Regions from separate parts of the Homo sapiens genome. Here region 2 is linked to region 1. Evidence: chromatin loops called from intact Hi-C (ENCODE). Cell type or tissue: CD4-positive, alpha-beta T cell. All regions are shown on one strand. Links, peaks and the distances in the headings refer to the core of each region. The heading gives the core; the rest is flanking DNA. Region 1 overlaps EFCAB8 (EF-hand calcium binding domain 8). Region 2 holds the start of BPIFB4 (BPI fold containing family B member 4).

The links. A loop is a pair of places that touch in the nucleus more often than their neighbours do. Peaks named below come from ENCODE experiments on the same cell type or tissue, not always from the same donor. Only the 100,000 strongest peaks of a DNase experiment are listed, where the experiment ranks them.
Region 2: a loop joins it to region 1, with 11 times the contacts of the local background. A loop is called at or near these places in 26 of 110 quality-filtered maps.

The regions. Positions count from the first base shown.
Region 1 is chr20:32,896,587-32,908,875 of GRCh38, forward strand. EFCAB8 (EF-hand calcium binding domain 8) reads left to right here. Exons shown (of 27, transcript NM_001143967.2): 11 at 1,907-2,037; 12 at 9,976-10,043; 13 at 10,257-10,408; 14 at 11,689-11,826. Among named protein-coding and RNA genes, the nearest start is that of EFCAB8, 44 kb to the left of the region's middle. RefSeq lists an enhancer at 10,159-10,659. In CD4-positive, alpha-beta T cell, for the core only: a CTCF peak has its summit at 6,090 (motif pointing right); a DNase peak (open chromatin) is centred at 6,095.
Region 2 is chr20:33,071,435-33,083,723 of GRCh38, forward strand. It overlaps BPIFB3 (BPI fold containing family B member 3), which reads left to right. Exons shown (of 16, transcript NM_001376932.3): 14 at 670-733; 15 at 1,283-1,359; 16 at 2,142-2,413. The coding sequence ends at 2,171. It overlaps BPIFB4 (BPI fold containing family B member 4), which reads left to right and starts at 8,209. Exons shown (of 18, transcript NM_182519.3): 1 at 8,209-8,269; 2 at 9,035-9,142; 3 at 10,078-10,198; 4 at 11,504-11,566; 5 at 11,933-12,289. The coding sequence starts at 10,093. In CD4-positive, alpha-beta T cell, for the core only: no CTCF peak of the experiment used is centred there; a DNase peak (open chromatin) is centred at 5,527.

The DNA of each region.
Region 1 (12,289 bases), core at 4,912-7,411:
CAAAATAAATGCAAAAAGTGGATTTACTCCCTGGGTTCAGTCTTAGCCCTTGGGGTTTGGTCTCTGGAAACAGGTTGCGGCAGCTGTTGGATCCCGTCAGCTCTATCTGCAGACCACATCTCTGTGGCCATGCCCCTCTCACTACCGCCATTGCTAAGCCCTGGTCCTGGCCGACACCGCCTCGCTCCTGGATGGCTGCAGTGGCCTCTAGCTGGGTTCCCCACTTCCTTTCTTCATGCAGCACTGTCTCCATTCAGGGCCAGAGGAATGATGAGTTAGAAATACAGTTGAGTCACCCCGGTAGCTTCTCATCACATTTGGAACAAAATCTCAAGTCCTTACCATGGCCGTCAGGACGTGAGGTGATCTGGCTCCTGCTTGCAAGCTCTGGGCTTGTTTTCAACCTTCCTTCTCCCCATCTGCTCTCCTGCAGAGACGCAGGCTCCTCTGCTGTTCCCTGAATGGGCTCAGCCCCTTCCCGCCTCTGTGCCTCGGCATGTGCTGCGCCTTCAGGCCGCGGGGCTCTCCCCTAAGGTACCTGTATTCCCCCTATCTACTTCCTGTGGTCCCAAGCAGCCCTCCTAGGACAACCCTGTGCCCACCTCTGCTTTCATCCCTTCACCCGCAGTGTTTACCAGCTCCCAGCTTTGTGTGGTCCGACCATTGATTCCTCATGCTGTCACCTTCACGAGATCGACAGCTCCTCAACGGCAGCGGCTTCGTGCTCTCGGTTGTCTCCAGTGCCTAAAATAGTACCCTGCGCTTGGTGGGCTCCCAATACATTTGCTGCACAAATGAATGAATGAATGACGCACTCAGGGCGGTCTGGGTGATCCAACAGGCCTGCACTGACTTTTTTTTTTTTTTTTTGGTTGAGTCAGGGCCTTACTCTGCTGCCCTGGCTGGCATGCAGTGGTGCGATCATGGCTCACTGCAGCCTTGACCTCCCGGGCTTAGGTGATCCTCCCACCTCAGGCCCCCGAGTAGCTGGGAATACAAGCACCACACCCAGCTAATTTTTTAATTCTTTTTTTGAGACGGGGCCTCACTATGTTGCCCAGGCTGGTCTACCTACCTTGGCCTCCCAAAGTGCTGGGTTTACAGGTGTGAGCCACTGCACCCGCTCTTCTGTCTTCTGTGGGAAGCTCATCTTGGGCTTGGTTTTCCCTCCAGGTCTCACTCAGTGTCTTGGATTCGGTGCCTTCATTGCGACAGATGCTTGGTGACAGTGTGTGTAAAACCCAGCTCAGGGTCTTGCATGTAGAAAGCACCAAAGAAATATTTGATGAGCCAATCTCTCCAACCCGCCTTTTCCATTCTCGTCACAGAGAGGAAAATCTCTAGATTGGGAGGCCAAGCACTGGTCCAGGTCACAGAGTTGGCGCCGGAGAATTCAGAGCCCAGCCAGCCCCTTCGACTGCGCGTCATCTTTTGTGGTTCAAGTTGCCGTGAAATGCACATTCTCATGCCCTCCGCGCTTCCTTGAGCACTCCACGCTATGACAAACATGGAGGGTGGCAGTGGGCTGGGAGCACAGCCCATCTGTAGAGGGGGCTCCCTGTGGATAACTAGATTGTGGCCTGGACAGACTTGAATTCATCCTTTCTCTCCTCGTGGGAGATGATTAGTATGGGCCTGACCTTCCCCATCCTCTAACTCACAAGATTTCAAATGAAAGTAGGCTTGTGTGCTTTTAAAAATTTTCAGTGACGAGAGATGGCCAGTGCTGGTCATAGGACCTGGGCTAGGATTGCGGGGCCACATCACTTTGTGATCACTAGGAGAAGGGCATTAGACTCCGTGATCTCTGGGCACCTCCAGTCCCAGCACCTGGTCATGTTCTGGGGGCTGGGCCTAGAAAGTTGTCCTTGGGTGGAGTCTCCCACCATTGCTACTGTCTTCCCAGGCTCTCCATCCCAACTGGTGTGAGCAGGTCAAGTTCATCCCCCAGATGAATGTGGTAGTCTCCTGTTCAGCCATCGAGAAGTCCTCTCTGGTGCTGACAATATTGCCAGCCAAAGCCTCTAAGAAACCCAGGTAAGAAGTGCTTCTCTCCTGGCTAAGGCGGTGGGGCTGGAAGGGAGGGGGGTGGTGAGTGGACCATGGGGGCTGACAGTGGCAGATGGTGGTTGGTGTATGGACTCTGGGGTTTAGTTTTTCCAGCATTGCCAGCAGCAGCACGGTGAGAACACAGCAGCCTCTTTTATCTCCCAATCTATATGCAAAACTCAGCATAGAAGCCAGCACAGAGTGATTGGCAGTCAGTGAAATGTTTTCTGAATGAAGGGATGACTGTGAGTTACTTTCTCCTCTGTGACCCTCAGTTCCCTCATCTGTGAAAGGGTGTGAAAGCACGTACCTCACTTCCTGAAGGGTTGCATGAGGGAATCCTCTGTGGTATGTGTTCAGTAACTGGCAGCATTGGTTCTTTGCAGATGGTTCCAATCTGTTTCCTTCAGTCTAGATTCCTCTACCCTAGAGTGAAGTTTTTTCTTTTCTTTTGAAAAACTAGTTAGTCACCGGGCGCGGTGGCTCACGCCAGTAATCCCAGCACTTTGGGAAGCCGAGGTGGGTGGATCATGAGGTCAGGAGATCGAGACCATCCTGGCTAACATGGCGAAACCCCGTCTCTACTAAAAATACAATAATAATAATAATAATAATAATAATTAGCCGGGCGTGGTGGTAAGCACCTGTAGTCCCAGCTACTCGGGAGGCTGAGGCAGGAGAATGGTGTGAACCCAGGAGGTGGAGCTTGCAGTGAGCCGAGATTGCGCCACTGCACTCCAGCCTGGGGGACACAGTGAGACTCCGTCTCAAAAAAAAAAAAAAAAAGAAAAACCAATTAATCACACAAGTATGTATTAAATGCATTGTCCATGTAAAAAATGAAAACATTATAAAGAAGGTTGGAGTCCTGAGGGGCCCCCTCCTTATTCAATCGCCATTCCCTGACCCAGTTATCAAAAGCCACCACTTCTGGTTTTTTTTCTTTTTTTCTTTTTGTGACAGAGTTTCACTCTTGTTGCCCAGGCTGGAGTGTAATGGTGCGATCTCGGCTCGCCACAACCTCTGCCTCCCGGGTTCAAGTGATTCTCCTGCCTCAGCCTCCCGAGTACCTGGGATTACAGGCACGCACCACCATGCTCGGCTAATTTTGTATTTTTAGTAGAGACGGGGTTTCTCTGTGTTGGTCAGGCTGGTCTCGAACTCCTGATCTCAGGTTATCAGCCCGCCTCGGCCTCCCAAAGTGCTGGGATTGCAGGCACGAGCCACCGCGCCTGGCCCACTTCTGTTCTTTTACTGTGTGGCTTCTACTGTGCCGTTTACTGTGGATAAACTGGTAGGTATGTTCTCTCGCGGAGTCTTCCTGCTGGGTGGCTCTTGCCCCTGCAGTTTTCCTCCGGCCCCTAGTCTTTACCTTGAGCCTTTGGGGCTCTGACATTTTGCTTCTGCACAGGCTGAAGATTGAGCCCCAGGAGAGTCTTTTTGGGGGAACAGCAGGAGATTTAAGGCCTGTATTGGGGAGAGACTGGGTGAGGCCAGGGTGGGGTTGGGGCAGAAACAGAGGGCCATTTAGACCCATGTCTGTCCCTTTCTGTCCTGGTTGTTTTTCAGGGGAAATTTCAATCCTGAGATGATAAGGCTAATTTCGTCCAACTCCTCATTTTACAGATGGGAAACCCGAAGCTTAGGGAGGGGAAGTGACTGTCTTAGAGCAGACACTTGAGCTGGAGTTTTATCTTGGGCCTCATTATATGTCCAGTGCCTTTTTTTGTTTTGTTTTGTTTTTGAGACGGAATCTTGTTGTGTCACCAGGCTGGAGTGCAGTGGCGCAATCTCGGCTCACTGTAACCTCCGCCTTCCAGGTTCAAGTGACTCTCCTGCCTCAGCCTCCCTAGTAGCTGGGACTACAGGCACGTGCCCCCGTGCTCAGCTAATTTTTGTATTTTTATTTTTCATTTTTTAATTTTTATTATTTTTATTTTTTGTTTTTTTGTGACGGAGTCTCACTGTGTTGCCAAGCTGGAGTGCAGTGGCACAATCTCGGCTCACTGCAACCTCCGCCTCTCGGGTTCAAGCAGTTCCCCTGCCTCAGCCTCCCAGGTAGTTGGGACTACAGGTGTGCGCCACCATGCCCGGTTAATTTTTTTTCATATTTTAGTAGAGACGGGGTTTCACCATGTTGTCCAGGATGGTCTCGATCTCCCAACCTTGTGATCCACCCACCTTGGCCTCCCAAAGTACTGGGATTACAGGCGTGAGCCACCATGCCCGGCTTAATTTTTGTATTTTTAGTAGAGATGGGGTTTCACCATGTTGGCCAGGATGGTCTCGATCTCTTGACCTCGTGATCCGCCCACCTCGGCCTCCCAAAGTGCTGGGATTACAGGCATGAGCCACCGCGCCCGGCCGTCCAGTGCCTTTTTAACCAAACAGTGCACTGTGTACATTTCTAGACAAGTCCTGGAGCTCCCTGCAGGCCGGAAAAAGGGGCCTCCGGGAATGTCTGACGTGAAGGGGAAGTTTCAGTCTTGGGTTCAGTGCTTTGAATGGGGCCGTGTGGCAGAAGTTTGCTTGGAGCTGTTTGCTGAGGCTATCTGTCTGCATTGGTGGTGGTATCACTTAGTGTATATTGGGGTGTCCAATCTTTTGGCTTCCCTGGGCCACATAGGAAGAAGAAGAATTGTCTTGAGTCACACATAAAATACACTGACACTAACAATAGCTGATGAGCTAAATAAAAATCACAAAAAAGTCTCATAATGTTATAAGAAAGTTTATGAATTTGTGTTGGGCCACATTCAGAGCTGTCCTGGGTTGTATGAGGCCCATGGGCTGTGAGTTGGACAAGCTTGGTGTATAAGATATGTGTTTCATTCAGATCTTGTTTTATTGAGTCCTGATGGCAGGAGGATATCAGGGGGTCACCTCACCAGGGCCAGGAGGGCCTCTGTGGGCCGGGCCTGCTGCCTTCCTGACCTCATTGCCTCCACCTGCCCACTCAGCTCCACTGGCCTTCAGGCTCAGGCGTGCTCCTGCGCCAGGGCCTTTGCACAGCTCCGCTGTCTGTGGTATGCTCTTGTTATTGATTGACTGATTGATTGATTGATTGATTGAGACAGAGTCTTGCTGCAGTGCCCAGGCTGGAGTGCGGTGGTGTAATCTTAGCTCACTGCAACCTCCACCTCCCGGGTTCAAGCGATTCTCCTGCCTCAGCCTCCCAAGTAGCTGGGATTACAGGCACGCGCCATCATGCCCGGCTAATATTTGCATTTTTAGTAGAGACGGGGTTTCACCATGTTGGCCAGGATGGTCTTCATCTCTTGACCTCATGATTCGCCCGCCTCGGCCTCCCAAAGTGCTGGGATTACAGGCGTGAGCCACCGCTCCTGGCCTTGTTTTTTAAATTAATTAATTTTAAATTAATATTTTCATTATAAAATGTTTCAAACACACACAAAAATAGATAAAATGGTATAATTCTTCCATATCACCTAGTAGCTAGTCCACGTTAATATTTCTCTAAGTACCTCAGAGTATCTTCTTACAATATTTGGAACTAGATATAAGCACGGTTCTGGGATGGTTTTGAGCAGAGAACTGGTGTGGTCTGGCTTATATGTTGCAGGTGGAGTGTCCATGGGCAGGGGTGGTGGTGAACACACCAGTGAGGAGGCCATTGCAATAGTTGAGGCTGCATAGGATGGTGGCCTGGAGCTGGGCTGTGTTGTGGGATGGAGGGACTGGAGATGTATTTTTGGGGTAGGGTAGAGAATATATTTACACACACAAACACAGAGACACATGTTCCCTTCCTTCAGCCTGGGTGACAGAGCAAGACCCTGTCTTCAAAAAAAACAAAAGACTCCATTCAGGTCAGACACGGTGGCTCACTTCTGTAATCCTAGCACTTAGGGAGGCCAAGGCAGGAGGATCCCTTGAGGCCAGGAGTTCAAGACCGGCCTGGGCAATACAGCAAGATCCCATCTACACAAAATATTTAAAAATTAGCTGGGAGTGTTGGCACACCCCATGCATTCTTGTCTGCATGCAGTGCAATGTACAGGCCGGCAGGTGGCACAATTGACCACTTGCTGGTCTCCCGTTTTGGCGATGCCATCTTAGGGCATATCCTCTGCGGGTGGGGCCTGGCATTGGCACCCCAACCTCTGCCTCTGGAGTCAGCCTCAGCCTCCAAGGCAGTGTGGGCCTGAGGGTCTGGCTTCCTTGCAGCCAGCCTCACCTGAGTTCTCAGATGGTTCGAGCCAGGAGCAAATCTGACGGAGCGGGTGTGGTAGCAGGAGCCGGTGCTGAGTGTGTGGACTGACCCCCGGCGTCTCCCCGACTGTCCCCTCTTCCTTCACTTCTGCCACCACCACCTAGTTGAAGCCACCGTCATCTCCCACCTGAACTGCTTGCCCTGGCCCTCTTAGCAGCCTCACCGTGTCCCCTCAGGCCACATTTCCTGACCCACGGCCATCAACAAATCTGATCCAGCCAGGGCCCTGTATGGAGCCTTCAACGGCTCCTGGCCAGGGCTGTGGATTGGGCCCTGCCCATCTCGCCCATGTCCTCTCATGCCCTCTCCTCCTGGCCCACCTGGTGCCCACCACACCGGCCTTGCATAGGCTGCTCCCTCCGGCTGAAGCCTCACCCCTCCCCTGGGCTCCCCGGGGCTGACTCCTTCTCACCCTTCAGGTCTCCGCTGCCCTGGACCCTCCTCAGAGAGGCCGGCAGAAGTGAGCCTCCTTCTGTTGTCCTCCGTCAAAGCCATGTGCTTATGTCCCTTGCAGGACTCGCCATGATTTGTAAATGTCCATCTCCCTTCTGTGTGTCCACTTCCTCCTGTTGTTTCCCTCTAGAAGGAAAACCCCCTATGGCAGAAGCCTCGTGTCTGTGCCCCTGGTAATCCTGGCAGGAGTAGGAGCCAGGAAATCTTTGTTGATCAATACGTGAAATCGGCCTGAAATAATTTCTACTAACATTTTGGTGACCATTCTTCCAGAACATTTTTCGGCAGCACATATACGTGTGGAGGGAGGAATATCTGGTTTGGCAATAAATGAAATATGTGTACTGCCATCTGTTCTCTTTGAAGCTTTGATTTTTAGAGGAATCCTTGTGTCTCTGGACAGATGATTTAAAGGGGAGCAAGGCTGGAGATGAAGGAACTGGCTGGGAGGCTGATACGGCAAAGTCAGGGGCCTGGGCTAGCAGTGGCCATGGGAGTGGAGGGAAGTAGGCAAGGAGGACTTGGGGCCAGGCTGGATAATGGGAGCCACAGTGTTGTCCAGGTTGATGCCCAGGCACCTGGCTTAGGCCCCCCGGGAGTGGTGGAGGAGCCGGGTCAGGGGTGACTTCAGTGGAGGGCATACTGTGTCAGGGGGTCGGGTGCCCTACTACAGATGCCTTTGAATGGATTTTTTGGGTTTTTTTTTTCTGAGGCAGGGTGTCGTTCTGTTGCCCAGGCTGGAGCTCACTGTAACCTCAAACTCCCAGGCTCAAGTGATCCTCCTGCCTCACTTTCCTAAGTAGCTGGGACTGCAGGTGCACCACCATGCCCAGCTAATTTTTAATTTTTTTGTACAGATGGGATCTTGCTGTGTTGCCCAGGCTGGTCTTGAACTCCTGGCCTCAAGGGATCCTCCTGCCTCGACCTGCCAAAGTGCTGGGATTACAGGCGTGAGCCACTGTGTCTGGCCTGAATAGAGTCTTTTTGTTTTTTTCGTGGACAGGTTCTTGCTCTGTCCCCCAGGCTGGAGTGCAGTGGCATGATCACAGCTCACTGCAGCCTCAACCTCCTGGGTTCTAGCAATCCTCCCACCTCAGCCTTGCAAGTATTTGGGACTGCAGGTGCACCATCACGCCCAGCTAATTTTTGTTTTTTTTGTACAGATGGGATCTTGCTGTGTTGCCCAGGCTGGTCTTGAACTCCTGGCCTCAAGGGATCCTCCTGCCTGTGCCTGCCAAAGTGCTGGGATTGCAGGTGTGAGCCACCACACCTGAATGGAGCTTTTTTTTTTTTTTTTTTTTTAAGGCGGTGGCGGGGTGGGGGTACTGAGTCTTTCTCTGTCACCCAGGCTGGGAGTGCAGTGGTACAATCTTGGCTCACTGCAACCTCCACCTCCCAGGTCCAGGTGATTCTCCTGCGTCAGCCTCCTGAGTAGCTGGGATTACAGGCACATACCACTATGCCTGGCTAATTTTTGTATTTTTAGTAGAGGCGAGGTTTTACCCTGTTGGCCAGGCTGGTCTGGAACTCCTGACCTCAGGTGATCCGGCCGCCTTGGTCTCCCAAAGTGCTGGGATTACAGGCGTGAGCTACTGTGCCTGGCCAGAATGGAGTTTTGAAGAGTGTAGTAGAAGGAGCTGGCGGGGCAGGATGTTGTGGATGAGAGGCATGGGCATAGGCACAGAGCATCTGCGGTTCTTAGGCCTGTGAGGGCTGCAGGGCCCTGGCCTTCCTGGAACTCCTGTCTGGGCCTCTCCAGCCCTCTGAGCCTCACCCGGCCCTAATGAGCCTCTCCTCTCCTGGATCGCTGCTTACTGAGCTTCCTGCCACCTCCTGCCATATCCACCCTAGGTCTGAATCCTGACCCCTGTGCGGGAGGAGTAATATTTTTTCTTCACCCATTGTAAGGTTTATGGCTGAGACCCTGATAACAAAAGGCAGATGAACAAGAGAAAAGCATGCACATTTAAGTTTCATGTGACATGGGAGCCTTCAGAAAAAAACCCAAAGAGACAGGGACGCCTGTGTAGTTTCATGTGAAGTTTGATGAAGAATGGACGGTCATGCAGGACGACTGGACTAGTACCATCTGATGGCAGTAAACTGTTTGTCCAGATCCCCCTCTGTGTCCCTGTGTCTTCAGAAATAAGGACATTGGGGCTGGGTTTGGTGGCTCATGCCTGTAATCCCAGCACTTTGGGAGGCCATGGGTGGCTCACCTGAGGTCAGGAGTTCCAGACCAGCCTGGCCAACATGGTAAAAGCCCATCTCTTCTAAAAATACAAAAATTAGCCAGGCGTGGTGGTGTGTACCTGTAATCCCAGCTACTCTGGAGGCTGAAGCAGGAGAATCACTTGAACCTGGGAGGTGGAGGTTGCAGTGAGCCAAGATCGCACCACTGCACTCCAGCCTGGGCGACAGAGTGAGACTCCATCTCAAAAAAAAAAAAAAGGACATTCCTTTCCCCTAGGTATAGGTATAGAGTGGGCACCTATGGAATCAGTGTTCTATGACCTGCTTCAGGGAGAAGGCTAGGGGAAGGCAAGCGTGGCCCTCCTGCTGCTTCTGCTGTTGTCTCAAATGCCAAGATGCCATATTTTGGGGTAGCATGTCCTAAACCCCATAACCCCCATTGTTTGCAACCTGTGTGACCTTGGGGAAGCTCCTTGACTTTTCCTTTTGGTGTCTCTATCCCTAGCGCAGGGCAGTTCTATTCTTGGGCATTGTATGAGATGTCCAGATGATGCAGGAGACAGCACCCTGCATGGGGACCACACGTAGCCAGGGTGGGGCACCCGGGAGCTTCCTTTCTGTCCCTCCCTTGGAACCCCGCTTTTTTCTTGATTTGTATCATGGATGGGAAGATGCCTGTCCCAGTACAGTTGATGTGAAAATCAAATTTGCCCTTGGAATGAGGCCAAATGCTTTACAAATGTCAGGAGTCGCTCCTGCCTGGGAGCTGTCTCTACCTGGAAGGTGGCATCTGGCCTGTGGGCTGTTGGTTTGGGGCCAGGACTGGGCTGCTGCTTTGCCTGTGGTGCTGAGCCCTGACTTGGCTGCAGGGTGAACCCTGGGTGGTCTCTGGGGCTACTCCTCTCCTAGGATGGAGAGGTAGTGACTCCTCCCTAGGCCTCCTGGGAGGCTCTGCCTCTAGCTCCTCCCACCCCAGGCTCAGTCTCAGACGCTCTCTTGGGGCCACTGCTCCCGGCCCTGCAGCCCTCACTCCTTTGATATTGTAGGTTGTCAGTGCTGCGTTTAAGGAAAGGGATTCTTTGCTTTGATTACTGCCCAGACAGGAACTTCCTGGGTAAGTCACCTTCATGTCACCCAGAAGCTGCTGGGGGGAGGGCTGCTGGGGATGGGGGGACCACCAGAGCTCAGGAGAGGGCTGCACAGCATCTGGCCTCTGTCTGGCTTCCTCTCCTGCTGCTCTTGTCCCCACTTCTGGGCACCACCTTCACCAGTGGGTGAAGGTCCCCAGTGGAGGCCCCTGGGACTGACACCCACGTCTTGACCACAGTGACTGGTGGCTACGATGCCTTCATCCGCCTGTGGAACCCCTTTGTCTCAAAGAGGCCCGTGTGGCTGATGAAGGGACACCAGACCTCAGTGACGCACATCCTTGTGGATAGCAGGAACAACAGCATCCTCATCAGTGTCTCCAAGGACAAGGTCCGCCCCGACGGTCCGCCTGACTCCTTCTGTTCCTCAGGGAAACACACTGGCCAGAGAAATGGCATGACCTCCCTGCCCACGGCCCCACATCTGGCCAAAGGCCTAGCAGGAGGGGCCCCGGGTGGGAGGAAGGTGAGGGTGGCCATGGACCTCTGAGCATGTCCCCAGAGCTGGGTTCCCAGGTAGCCCAGCCTGGCTTCTAACTTTGTGACCCTGGCAAGTCCTTCCCTTTTCTGAGCCTCAGTCCTCAGTCTCCCTATCCATAGAATGGGCTGTTGAGTGGTTTAGAGAACCAGCAGCAAAACAGCAGTGCAGTGTCTGGCACAGGGGAGTTGTGCAATGCATGGCAGCCGTTCCCCTGCGCTGCCCCTGCCCTCGATCTGCACCTCTCAGTTGCTCTAGTGACCCCTCCTCGGCTGCCTGGCCATGAGGGCTGGGCTTGGCCTTTCCCACATGCCAGGGCTCCCACTTGGGACCCGCCACTGTGCTCCTCTGCAGCTGTAGGCTCAGGATACTGCCCCGTCTGCTGGGCTGTGGGCCCACAGTGCTGGGGGCCCTCCTTTAGGGGACAGGTTACGTTTTCTGGAACTCTGGAGATGGAGAATTGTCAGGGCCCTCAGGGTCACCTGGAGCACCCTCTCCAACATATCCACACACCCTCCTGTCTGGAATTTTCCCAGAAGCCCTGGGAGCTGGGATCATCGCCTCTGATGAAGGGTCTGAGTCTGGGGCATGGGGACAGGGACAGTCTCGCTGAGGTCCCCAGTCGGCCATGGGCAGAGGATGCCTCCAAGAAGTCAGGGTCTTGGAGGGACTTCTGTGGGGCCCTCTAGGGAAAGTTCCTCCACCTGGGAGGAATGGGAGGGGCCCCTCTGGGGACAGGCAGGCCACTGTGGCAACTATGTTGGTAGCCACTACCGGACTGTGTCCCAGGCTGGAGTGGCAGCAAGGGAGGGCCTGGGGCCAGCATGTGCTGCCTGGCTTGGCTTTTGTACCCAGCCAGTGAATTCAGCTGCTCCAACAGGGTGGAGGCCTGGGGGCAGGCTGGGGGTGGAGCTGTGCCCGGCCCTCACTCACTGTGTACCTGGGTTATCTGAGCACAAGAGTAGCCTCTCTGCTGCTGGGTGTGACGGTGCCAACACCATGTGTGTGTGTTAGAAGTGCTTGGACGGACGATGTGCCCTGGCCTTGTTCGCCGGAGGCACCCCCGAGGCTTCAGGAGCCGGCTACATCCCCGAGACCCATGCTCAGCGTCTTGCCTTTTTCCCATCCCCCAGAATATTCGCGTGTGGGACATGCTGGACTACATATGCCTCCAGTCCTTCTGTGGGAAGTTTTTTGCTCTGGGAAACTGCCCCATCACCAGTGCCTACTTCTTCGAGAAGGACAATACCCTCATCTGCAGCACCTACTCAGTGAGTGCTGTCCCAGGAGGGAGTGGGGTCAAGGCCGCAGGTGGAGGGCCAGGGTCTGAATCCCATGGGACACCCAAGGGGTGGCCACGTCCTGTCCCTCCTGGGACTGCTGAAGCGGCTAGACTCTGTGGCCTGGCCTGTGAGGGGCCGTGTCTTGGGATTTCCTGAAATCCTGTTTCTAGGCCCCCAGCCTGTCACCCTCTCTGCAGCTGCTGCTGCTGTCTGCACTGTCCCCACTCAGGCGTCCTCAGCCTCTCCCTCTGGGAGCCACCCTGAACGTCAGGCTTGTTAGGAGCCCTTCCTCCATGTTTTCTTGGCCCCGTTCCTTGTCTCAGTCATGAGCCTCATAACTCTGTCCTGTCGCTATTACATGACTGTTTTTCCTGCTAAGTCATGAACTTTGGGAAACAGGGGCCACGTCCGAGCAGCATCTCTGCAGGAGAGACCCTGTGGGAAACTGAGT
Region 2 (12,289 bases), core at 4,165-6,664, 170 kb after region 1:
GCAAATATCAGGGCGGGTGTGCGTGAGAGAGAGCAGGGGGTGTGGGCAGTGGGGAGAGAGAGAGAGAAACAGTGATCATCTTAGGAAAGTGAATCTCATGATCTTCCACGGTCTTGGAACCTCACAAAGTTGTGGACATCTAGAACCTCACAAGGGTCCATCATTCTGGAACTTCTCCCAAGTAATAAATTTCCCGAACTCAGCAAGTTCCATTTCAGAGCTCACAGAGCCCCGAGGTTCCTGCTTCTTACAGAGTTCTGAGGTTCTGGAATCTCACCATGGGCTCAGGTTCTAGAACATTCTCAGAGTCCCTAAACTGACAGGAATCTAAGGTCAGACCCCATAGACTGGAGCTGGGCACATTTCCTTCCCTCTTTCTTAGGCACTGCCCACCTCCAGCCCCAACAGAGTCTTATAGGAAGGCACTTCTTCCAAGCTCATGGGGCCTGGGGTAAAGCCAGCCTAAATCACAGAATCTCTTTCGAGGTCACTGGTGGACAGCCCAGGCCACCCCCAAGTGCCCAGTGCCTGCCAGGAGCTGTGTCCTCAGGCTTGGGGGAGGCTGAGGCAGCTGGGCCCCTGGGTTTCTCTCCCTGGGAACGGGATGCTGCTGCCTGTAAAGCCACACCCCAGAGCACCACCCCCACCACCCTGTGTGTTCTGTTGCAGGGATCGCGTTTAGAAGAATGGCTCAGCCATGTGGTCGGGGCAGTGTATGCACCAAAGCTTAACGGTATGGCAGGTTTTGCTCTCTTGGACACATGGAGTGTCTGAATTTGGTATTGTCTAGTCTGTTGCCTCTCTTTATGGTTCTGATGGGGACACTGAGGCCAGAGAGAGAGGTCGATCCTCATTTGCAAGATGCAGAAACTGAGGCACCAATTTTTCCATTTAAATGACATTGATTAGCACCTACATCTTGCCAGCCTATGGACTTCAAGCGCTGATCTGACCTCAGTCCTGCCTTAAGCTCCCACAGTCTAGTAGGAAATAATCATATAAACAAATGATTAGAATATAGATGACCCAGAGTGTGTAAGGGATTGATGAAGCCTTTAGGAGGCTTGACACGGGGGCACCACTGACACAATACAGAATAGGGACATTTTTGTTTGGGTGTAGGAGGATGAGTAGGAGTTTGCCAATAAGAAGCTGATTCTGTGAGAAGAGAACTGGCTGGCTAGTGAAAGTGATGGAATAGGGTCAGCAGGGTCCGAGGGTTCCTAGGGTCCAAGAGCTCCCCACCAATGTACCTTTGTTTTCAACGATTCTCTTTTCACAGTGGCCCTGGATGTTGGAATTCCCCTGCCTAAGGTTCTTAATATCAATTTTTCCAATTCAGTTCTGGAGATCGTAGAGGTGAGCCTTCTCTGCAGATACGGCCCAGGTGGGCCTTAAGCTTGTCTCTGGAAAGCTCTGCTTGAAACTAATGAGGGGAATGCTTTGCTTCATCCTCTTGTCTGTCCCTGATCCATTTTCTAAATTTCTCAGTGAGTTACAAATTGCCTAACTTAGGAATGGCAAATATATGACATGTGTGCTACTACTCCTCCATTTCTTGCCCATGGCAGACATCATCAATCAATCACGGAGTTCTTTCCCATTGGATTCAGAGACATGTCTGGCCTCTAGAATGGAACCTAAGATTCACTCACAGAATCACAGTTCCCCTGGTCCAACAGCAACAAATACATATGCCATCTCTCCCTTATCTTGTGTCTGCAGCAGATATGACCAATGGATCATGACCCTTTTTCTTGTGGAATATTGATATGGCCTCACAATCCTTTTCAAACCAGCCCAACTTTGGGTGGTGGAATAGCTCTAGGAGGTGGGCAGAGCAGAGAGTTCTGTACCCATTTCTCAGATGAGGACCAAGGCTGAAGTAGGTCAGATTTCTGGCCCAAGTTCACCAGTAAATTAATAGCAGAAATGGCAGTTGAACTTGAGTCTATTAAGTCCTCAAGTCAGAGCCTGTCCCACACTGGATGTCATTTTTTCATCATTCATTTATTCATTTAATGAGTGCCTGCTGTGTTCCAGGTACAGGGCCAATCCCAGGGCAGGGGAGTAAAGATGGCTGCAGGGATGGGGCATTGCAGAGACTCAGGGGTGTAACCAAGAGCGGTTGTTCCTTACAGAATGCTGTTGTGCTGACCGTGGCATCCTGAGGCTGAGACATGGCCACCAGCCTTCCCTGTTGACTACTAGAGACCACCTGTCTACTCTGCCTCAATTTCCCTCCCAGTCTCTAGCTGATGTTGGTGACAGTAAAAATGCCCTCTGGCCCTGAAGCACTACTCCAAGTTTGGGGTGGGAACTGCCTGGCTAATCATAGAACTGCCTCAGAGAGAGCTCTGGGGCCTCAGTAGCAAACCCTGAGCTTTCAATAAATGACTCCTGTATCTCGGTATCTCCTGGCTGGTTTATTCCCCAGTCACGTAGGACTTGACTTGGCCTTTGCCTCCAGTGCCCTCCTTAGCTCCAGGTAGGAGCTTCTGGGAGGTGAGGGGACTCAGGGCCTTGTCATTGTAGCTTTGAGTCCCAAACTGACCTTGTTGGCCTGGGCAGCCTCTGTGTCCTGTTCTGCCTTCCTCTCTGTCCCTGCCCCCCTTGCCTCCAGCTCTCTCTCTCTCTCTTTCTCTAAATACTTCTACTTTTCACTCTCTCTCTCTCTGAGTCTGCATTTTTCTCTGTTTCTGACTTTGGGATGCTTATCAGAAGTGACATCTGAGCTGAATTTTGAAGGGAGAATAGGAGCTTTCCAGGAAACAAAGGCACTAGCACCCCAGGAAGCAAGGATGAGTGAGACTTGTTCTTGCCCTGTGGTGTGGGGGGGTCCCTATTGGCTGCACATCAGACATGGACACAGCTCAGAACAGAGCTGTGCCAAACGCTCTTGGTGCAGATGGGGAGACTGAAGCCAGAGCAGGGCTTGGCTGGCCCTGGTCCACACAGCGGCAGAGTTGGGATGAGAGACTAGGGGTCCTGCCTCTAGGTCCTGGGCTTCTCCCCACTGCTTACGATGGGCACCTTTGGTGAAAAATATCCCCAAGTTGGCACTTACAGATGGCCTGAGTGAAGAAGTGCCAACCAAGTTTTGATAACTGGCTCAGAGGATTTGAGGCTAGGCAATAGGTAGGGGAGACTTGGAGCTCATCTGAAGATTTATCCACAACTCATTCATTCAGCCGACCAGCCAGCCAGCCAGCCTCCCATCCATCCATCCATCCATCCATCCATCCATCCATCCATCCATCCCCCCTCCCATCCAGCCTCCCATCCATCCATCCACTCACCCTCCCATTTAGCCTCCTATTCAACCATTCATCCACCCTCCCATCCAACTTTCTACCCATCCATTATTCTATCCACCCACCCACCCATTCTCCCATCCATCCATCCATCCATCTATCCATCCATCCATCTATCCATCTATCCATCTATCCATCCGTCCATCCACTCATGCATGCATCCATCCATTCATGCATCCATCCATCCATCCATCCATGCATCCATCCATCTTCCCCCCTTCTTCCTTGCTTCCCTTCCTCCTTCCCTTCCTCTGTCCCACCCTCCCTTCCCTTTTCTCGTCCTTTCTTTTCATTCATCCACCCTACATTTATTGGTGCCTGCTACATGCCAGTGCCGGGTGACATGCTCGGGTTTATCTTCCTGTGTCTGATTTCCAGACACTTCCAGTGCTACTGATTCCCATCATGGTTAAATGAGTGGCTTGAGTTAGCTGTCCGTGTTCAAATCCCTTCCTGGCTTCTGGTTAGCCATGTGGCCTCAGGCAAGTCATTTCCTCTCCCTGAGCCTCAGTTTCTTCATCAGTAACTTGAGGATGTTCTATTATGGCTTTGAGGATTAAACCAGCACTCAGGATGGTGACCCATCTGTAAGAAGCCCCCAGTTCCAGTTAGCTCTTGTTACGGTTGCATTATTCTATCTCCTCTCCATTCACAGCCCCAGCTGTCCCTCCTCATCTCTCACAGGGAACACCCTTCCCTGACTCCCACCCTTCTCTCTTTCATCCCATCCCCCTCCTGCCCATCCTTGACCTCCTTTGACCGTCTCTCACTGTCACAGACAGCCCTGCAGTGGCTGGATTCCTGGCGCCAACAGGAAAGCCTCCAAGCTCCGAGGTTTGGCATTTAAGGCTGCCTGTGACCTGGCCTCAGCTGATTCCTCCTGGAGCATGCAGAGGGAGCAGAGCTGTCTCTGTGCCTCGGGCTCCTCGTCTGCGAAGTGGGAATATTATAGTATTTACTCACGGGTCATCTAGGGATGAAACCAGACAATTCTTGTAAAGTTCTGAGAAGAGTGCCTGGCACCTGGAAAACGAGTAACAATGTGCAGCCAGGCCTTTGCACGGCTCTTCCCTCTTCCTGGAACATTCCCTCTCCTCTCCTCCAAGTGTGCCTGGCAAACCCGTGCCATCCTTCATACACAGGACAGCGCCTCCCCGTGTGGCAGCAGGGCCCAGTATTGTATGGGCCACACTGGTCACTGCCTCAGTTTCACTCTCCCACTTGCCCAAGAGCTCCTCAAGGTCAGGGACAGTGTCTGCTTCATCATGGTGAGTCCTGCAGCTGCAGAGAGTAGAGGTGAGAGCAGTTAACCTCTGATGAGTGCTTACTGTGTGCTGGATGCTACGTCAGATGCTTAGCATCCCTTAGTGCACTTAATTTCACAGCCCCCAGGATGGGTGGATATTATCATCCTGTTCTACATATAAGGAAACTGAAGCTCAGAGAAATGGAATCAGCCAGCTTCTAAGTGGCAGAAGCAGGATTTGAACCAGATCCCTCTGACTCGAATTCCAAAGTCTGGGCTTTCACTGCTATGCCAGAAAGTTCTTGCTGCATTTATTGCATGCTTACTAAGTGCCAGACACTGTTCTAAGTGCTTTAGGTACGTCATGTCATCAGCTTCTTGAATCAGGCCTGCTTTCTAGGAACTGTCTTCACCTTCATTATACAGTTGAGGAAACCGAGGCATAGAGAAGTTAAGTGGTATGCTCAAGGCCACACAGCTAGGTAGTGACAAGATTGAGATTTGAACCTAGTACCCAGTCTCTGACCCCCTGCCTCTGGACCCCAGTCTCTGAACTCCGCCCTTAGGGTGAGGAATCAAACAAGACTGAAGGGAGCCCCTTGCAGCCCTGGAGGGCTGACAGTTCATGGCAGGGGGGCAAGGGCTGAGTGGAGTTTTGGTGGTGGGTCTGATCTGTTTTCTAATCTCAGCAGCCCCAGTGTGACCCCCTGGCTCCTGTGTGGCTGAGTCACCTTGGAGGTGAGTCACCTCCCAGGGAATCTGGATGTCCTTCCAGCCGTCCCCCACTAGGTCCTTCCAGCTCCAGACAAAGGTACCTTTTGGAAGCTAAGCCCAGGTGATCTCCCCGGCGCCAGGGCTGCCCTAATCCTCTCAGGGTGGCCAGGAAGGACCCAGGGGACAGGCTGGCCTGAGGACTGAGAATGGGCACAGAACCTTGGGTGACTGGCACCACCTTCATGTGTGCACCTCCCTCTACAGTTTATAGTGTGCATTGGTTCCTGCCCTCTTAGGAGTGGGGAAAGGCACAGTTGCCCTCTTTGCATTGTATTCCATTTAAAACTGTCATATATTTGTATCACAAACATTTTTATCACACTTACTAAGTGCCAGGCAATGGGGAACCACAACGACTTTAAACAGGGAAGACCCAGGAGCTGAGTTACTCAGATGAGTAGCATCATTTTGAAATGTCCTTTCTAGTTTCCCCATTTTACAGGGGTGCAGACTGAGGCACTGAGAAAGAGTCATTGTCACAAGTTTATGCTGCTAGCAGGCTGGGCAGAACTTACCCCTACTCAGTGTCTGCTTTCATCAAGGGAAACTAAAGGGGGCTGCTGTTTACGGAGCTCCGAGGCTCCAGGGACATTCCACACATTTCCTATGTAACTCTCAAAACCCTCCTGGGAAAGTGTAATTATGCCCATTTTGCAGGTGGCCAGACGGTGGCCAGGGAGAAGTGATTGTTGAGGCTAAAAGGGCAGATGAATGTGGGAACGCAGGAGTGTGTGACTCTTGGAGTCCCTATTTCCCATTCCAGGAACCCCTCCAGCCCGCACAGGAGGCAATGAGGTGGTCTGGGCTGAAGCTACTTCCTCATGCCCCTCATCGCCCTCCAGACTTGCTGCCGTGTGGGACCCAGGATGATAAGGACGTAAATGCCACTCGCTGAGCCCAGCTGTGTGCAAGGCCCTGTTCCCAGAGCTTTGCAGGTCAGGACAGTTCCAATCACAATCTTACAACCAAGGAAACAGGGAGAACTGGCAGCAGAAGTCAAGCCCAGCAGCCAGCTCTGGAGCCTGTGCTCTTAACGGTTCCATCAATGCACCCACTGCAGATGGGGAAACTGAGTTCCAAGGTGGGACTGGCCCAGTGGCACAGAAGTGAGGGGTGACATCGGTTGAGCTTGGCAGGACTTATATCAATGACGCCTGCCTTAGAGTCCCCACTGCCTCCAGGGAGGAAGGAGGAGGCATCTCCTTGGGGAGTCAGGGGCAAAACACGTTTATTCCCAGTTTGACTTGAAAGCAGGCCTTGGTGGAGACAGAAATGTCTCCTGCCTCTCAGAATTCACAGACGGGCAGGGTTGGAGCAGGGAGGAGGTGGCATTGATTAAACATGGAGGTAGGACCTGGGTTGGGGCTATGGGGTGGGAAGATAGGGAGCACTTTGTCCAGTGGAGAGCGAAAGATGAGTTAATTAATTCATTCACTTGTTCATTTGTTACACTGGCATCTATGCCTGTGCTGGCCTAGGAGTGGGGCACATAGCTGGTTCGCCTGGAGAAACAACACTTCACTATGGGCCCCAGGGATCTCTGGATGGGCCAGAGGAACTGTAGGGGCTGGGGGAAGCTTCCTGCAGCTGCTTACCTTTCACCCTTAGAATCTGGAGAGGGCTTTGTAGACAGCAGGGACTGCACATGCAAAGGCCCAGAGGCAGGGAGCACAGGGGGTGATGAGGAGGGGATGGAAGGAATGAGTAGCTCTGTGTGAAGAGAGGACTGGGATGTGTGTACGGAAGGCCTTGGATGCCAAGTGAAGTGGTCTGGGCTGTGTCCCAGCAGGTTTTGGAGGGTGCAACTGGGAAAAGGCAGACGGAACATTCTGGGGTGGTGGAAATGTTCTATATTGTGATAGGAGTGTGGGCTGCATGACCGTAAAAAATGGTCAAAACTCAGCAAATGAACATTTAAGATTTGTGCATGTCACTGTATTTAAAGATATAAAGAAAAGAATCTGAATGCCATGCAGGGTGAAGTGTTTAGTGGTAGTATACTGATGTCTGCAACTTTCAAATGCATAAAAAATAAAAGATGGACTAACAGATGGATGCAAATATGACAAGAATGTAAATGGTGGGTATAGTTGGTGGGAACAACGTGACAACCATGTGTGTCCGCTGTACATTTCCTTCACCTTTGCTATAGGTATGAAAATTTCATGAGGAAATAGTTGGGAAAAACCTTGTTGTATCTCATACATAGTAAACACTCAATAAACAGCAGCTATTGTTATTACTTTGGGACTATTATTTCAGACCCCTAAGAAATGAGTGAGGAATATTTTTCAGATAAAAAAAATGCACATTCGTGCACCAGTCCCAAGTTTGAGGAGCTGGATTCATATTCGTCTCCTTTAGTCCTAAAATCAGCCCTGTGAGGCAGGTATTATACTCATTTGCCAGATGGAAAGAATGTGAGGCTCAGAGGAGGGAAGTGGCTGGCCCAAGGTCATACGGTGAGTTGGGGGTTGAGCAGGGTTTGAACCTGGGTCATCCTGATGCTGAGTCCAGCCTGGGCACCTCCTGTCTACCCAGATCATCTGGAATGGCTAGTGCCTGCCTTAGAGTTAGAAACTAGATGCATCTGGGGGTGATTCCAGTTCCCCAAGCTTGAGGCCTAGCTGGGGTCTCTGGGAATGTGCCCAGCCCAAGGGCTGATAAAACCCAGCTCATGTGACACCATCTGGGGCTGAGTGCAAGTCTTGGAATTAGCCACAAACCGCAAACCTTTATGGTTTTGGGGCTCAATGCCCAATTTGCAGAGCAAATCTGAATTCCGGTCTCTTGTAATTACACAGTGTTTCCCTCTCTGGGGTCTGGGCTCAGCCTCAGGCTGCTATATAAGACTGATCTGTGACCAGACTCAGCCAAAAGCAGAGGGGCTGGGGAACAGGACTTCTCAAGACTCAGCGGCAGGGACCTCCTAGGGGTAAGGAGGCGCACCTTGTCTACTCAGTGTCCGGCAGGGGAGGCACAGGCCTGGGAAGGTAATAAGGAGAGAGAGTCCCAGCCTGGAGATCCATCAGGATGGCCCCTCTCCAAGTTCAGGGGTCTTGTCTGTAGCATGGGCCTAGTCAGGAGAGCCTCTTGGGAATCAGCAAAAAGGCCTGGGTTATGCCAATTACATGCATGCGCAGAGCTGCACTCATCTTTCCCAGGGACGTTGGGTACCGAGGGCCTTTGCTACCTCCTGGAGACTCCTCAGCTGTTTGCTGATGCCAGAAATCTTCCATCGGTGCCCATCTTTTTAACTGAAAGGGGTGATTCCTTTTTGAACACAGCTCTCTGGAAAGTGAGGTTAGGATGAGGTGAGGAAGCCAGAAAAAAATTATTGCATATAGTAGTCCTTTATATTCTAGTGTAAATGAATGCCTCTAATATTCTTCTGGGAGCAGATAGGAGTAGGGAAAGAATTTGGGGGCGCTGTGAAGTCCAAGAGAAATGGGGACAGAAAAAAGAGGAGAGTGTGCCTAAACAAAGGTGGCTGAAACCAACAATTTCTTGGCTCAGATGAGAGGCCATGCCCTGTGCTGACTCTCTGAGGTTGGTGGATGTGTAGCCGGGGCTGATGGAGTGAGAGAAGTGGATGAGGGCACAAAAGGAGCAAAAGAAAGTTTCCCAGAGGCTATGCAGCTCGTTCCAAAATGCATGTTTCACCTCCCCAATCTCATAACATTCCTCACCCACTTCTTAGGGGTCTGAAATAACAGTCCCAAAGTAATAACAATAGCTGCTCTTTATTGAGTGTCTACTATGTATGAGATACAACTTGTTTGTGATTTGGGAGCAGAAGTTCAAAAAGGTAAAGTCCCTTTCCTAAGCATTAAGACCCAGATATCTCTGACCTAGAGCCATTAATATTAACCACGTGGTGTAGAACTGACTCCTCCAAAGAGATGGGAAGAGTGTTTGCTGGTGAGCTGGATGTGTGGAAGGGTGGCTAGATGAATGCATTGATGAGTAGATAAACTGATGGAAAGATGAATGGATGGATGGATGGATAGCTGGGTGGATGGATGGTTGGTTGGATAGATGGATGGGCAGGAGGATATATGGCTTGCCAGCTGTTTGGATGACAGATGGATGATAGATATATGGGAAGATGGATGGATGGTGGGATGGGTGGACAGATTAATAAATAGAGGGAGGAGAATGAGTTGATGAGTGGATGGATGGTTGGTTGGATGGATGGTTGGTTGGATGGATAGATATATGGCTTGCTGGGTGTTTCCATGACAGATGGGTAATAGATAGATGGAAAGATAGTAGGTTGAATGTATGGGTGAATAGGAGAATAAATACGAAGGGGAGAATGAGTAGATGAGTAGATGGGTGAGTGATGTAGAGGAATGAGTAGATGAGTAGATGGGTAGATGCTGGAGAGAGTTCCTTAGAACCTGCGAGCTCCCAGTTTGGTGTTTTTGTTGGAATCCCTATTACCCATCTCCCTGATGCTCAATTTGTCAATTCCATCTTGGGAGATAATTAGACATCCATTCTCTGAAACAGTGTGTTTAATGGGTCTGCTTTGTGTCACCAGATTCATTTCAATTTGAAAAACTCAAAAGGTAGTATCTGGAATTCTGGACCCTGCCTTAGTATGTGACCTTGGCTGGTTTCCCCTCTCTCTGGGTCCCAGGGTCCTGAGATGACTCTTGGCTGGGGCTGCCTAGTGCTACCTGCTGGCCAGGGTGGTGGCGCCCAGCCACATCTGCATCTGCACTTTCTCCTCCACAGGGAAGCAGTGCCAGCATGTGGATGGCCTGGTGTGTGGCTGCGCTGTCTGTGGTGGCTGTGTGTGGCACCAGCCACGAGACAAACACGGTCCTCAGGGTGACGAAAGATGTGTTGAGCAATGGTGAGTCCAGCCCCAAAGGGGTGAGGGTTGGCATGGGGTGAGCAGGGCAGCTCTGCCAACTCTGAAGTACCCAGGAACCTCCTCCTGCTAGCAGAGTTCACATCGGGAGGCTGGGTGAATTCTACTCTCTGGGCCTTAGTTTCTCCTTTTTCTTTTGACTACCATTTCCTGAGCACCTACTATGTGCCAAGCACCATACTGGTGACTTTATGCTCATTCTTTAGAGGCAATAGAGAACAATGATTAAGAGCCCTGGATCAGCCTTCGTGGGGTTCAAATCCTGACTGTGTGACCTTAAGTTCATGACTTGAGTTCCCTGAGCCTCAGTTTCTTTATCTGTAAAATGGGTGTAATTATAGTCTCTATCTCAGAGAACTGATATGAGAATGAAATGAAATGACCTTTTGAAAACTTAGCACAGCTCCTGGGACTTAGAAGGCCCTCAAAAGTGGGAGCTATAATTATTCTTGCCTCCAATTCTTAGGACCTTGCTTTTGTCATCTAGCATGTGAGGACATACTTTCTCCCTCAACACCCATCCCAGGCTATCATGAGCATAAAAAAATGAGATTATTTCCTATTTAAGTGATCTCTGAGTACCTCACAGGCCTCAATCTTTCTATCCATCAGACGGGTACACTTCTGGCCTTGACTATTTCCCAAGAATCAGTTGCGATAATACATAAGAAAGTTTATTTTATTTTATTTTATTTTATTTGAGACGGAGTTTCGCTCTTGTTGCCCAGGCTGGAGTGCAATGGTGCGATCTCGGCTTACTGCAACCTCCTCCTCCCCGTTTCAAGCGATTCTCCTGCCTCAGCCTCCTGAGTAGCTGGGATTACAGGTGCCCACCACCACACCTGGCTAATTTTTGTATTTTTAGTAGAGACGGGGTTTCACCATCTTGGCCAGGCTGGTCTCTAACTCCTGACCTCATAATCCACCCTCCTCAGCCTCTCAAAGTGCTGGGATTACAGGCATGAGCCACCACGCCCGTCCTGAAGTCAATTTTTTAAAGCTGTAAAGTGCAGAGCACTTAGAAGGGAGGGCGATGAAGAAAATCCATGAAGGGCTGGCTGATGTCCAAATCTAGTTAAAGTAAGACCAGACAAAACCCAGCAGAAAATGAGCTGGCCAGGATGCCAGGGCTAGATCAGCCTGGAGAAGTCATCCCGTTCAGCCTCTGCTCTTCGCTGGTGGGAAAAGTGAGGCCCAGGGAGCTGAGCAACACTGCGAGGTGCTGCCTGGGGGCTGGAGGTGGAAAAAAGGGAGGAACCCTGGACTGATGCCCTTGCCTCTCTGCAGCCATTTCAGGCATGCTGCAGCAAAGTGATGCTCTCCACTCGGCCCTGAGAGAGGTGCCCTTGGGTAAAGCCCGTGGTGATGGTGGTGGGCCTCTCCTGGGCGGTCTGCTTGGTGGAAGTGGAAGTGGAGGTGGTGGGGGAGGTGGTCTCCTGGGGGGCCTGCTTGGTGGTGGGGGTGGAGGGGGTGGCAGTGATCTGTTGGGTGGAGGCTTACTGGGTGGCAGTGGCAGCAGTGGTGGGGAGTTGCTGGGTGGAGGAGGTGGCAGTGGTGGGGGGTTGCTGGGTGGCAGTGGTGGGGGGCTGCTGGGTGGCAGTGGTGGGGGGTTGCTGGGTGGCAGTAGAGGGGGGCTGCTGGGTGGCAGTGGTGGTGGTCTTTTGGGTGGTGGCCGACACCATTACAATGACTACAGACGCATTGAATTCCCCCGAGGTGTTGGTGATATTCCCTACAATGACTTCCATGTCCGAGGACCCCCCCCAGTATATACCAACGGCAAAAAACTTGATGGTATTTACCAGTATGGTCACATTGAGACCAACGACAACACTGCTCAGCTGGGGGGCAAATACCGATATGGTGAGATCCTTGAGTCCGAGGGAAGCATCAGGGACCTCCGAAACAGTGGCTATCGCAGTGCCGAGAATGCATATGGAGGCCACAGGGGCCTCGGGCGATACAGGGCAGCACCTGTGGGCAGGCTTCACCGGCGAGAGCTGCAGCCTGGAGAAATCCCACCTGGAGTTGCCACTGGGGCGGTGGGCCCAGGTGGTTTGCTGGGCACTGGAG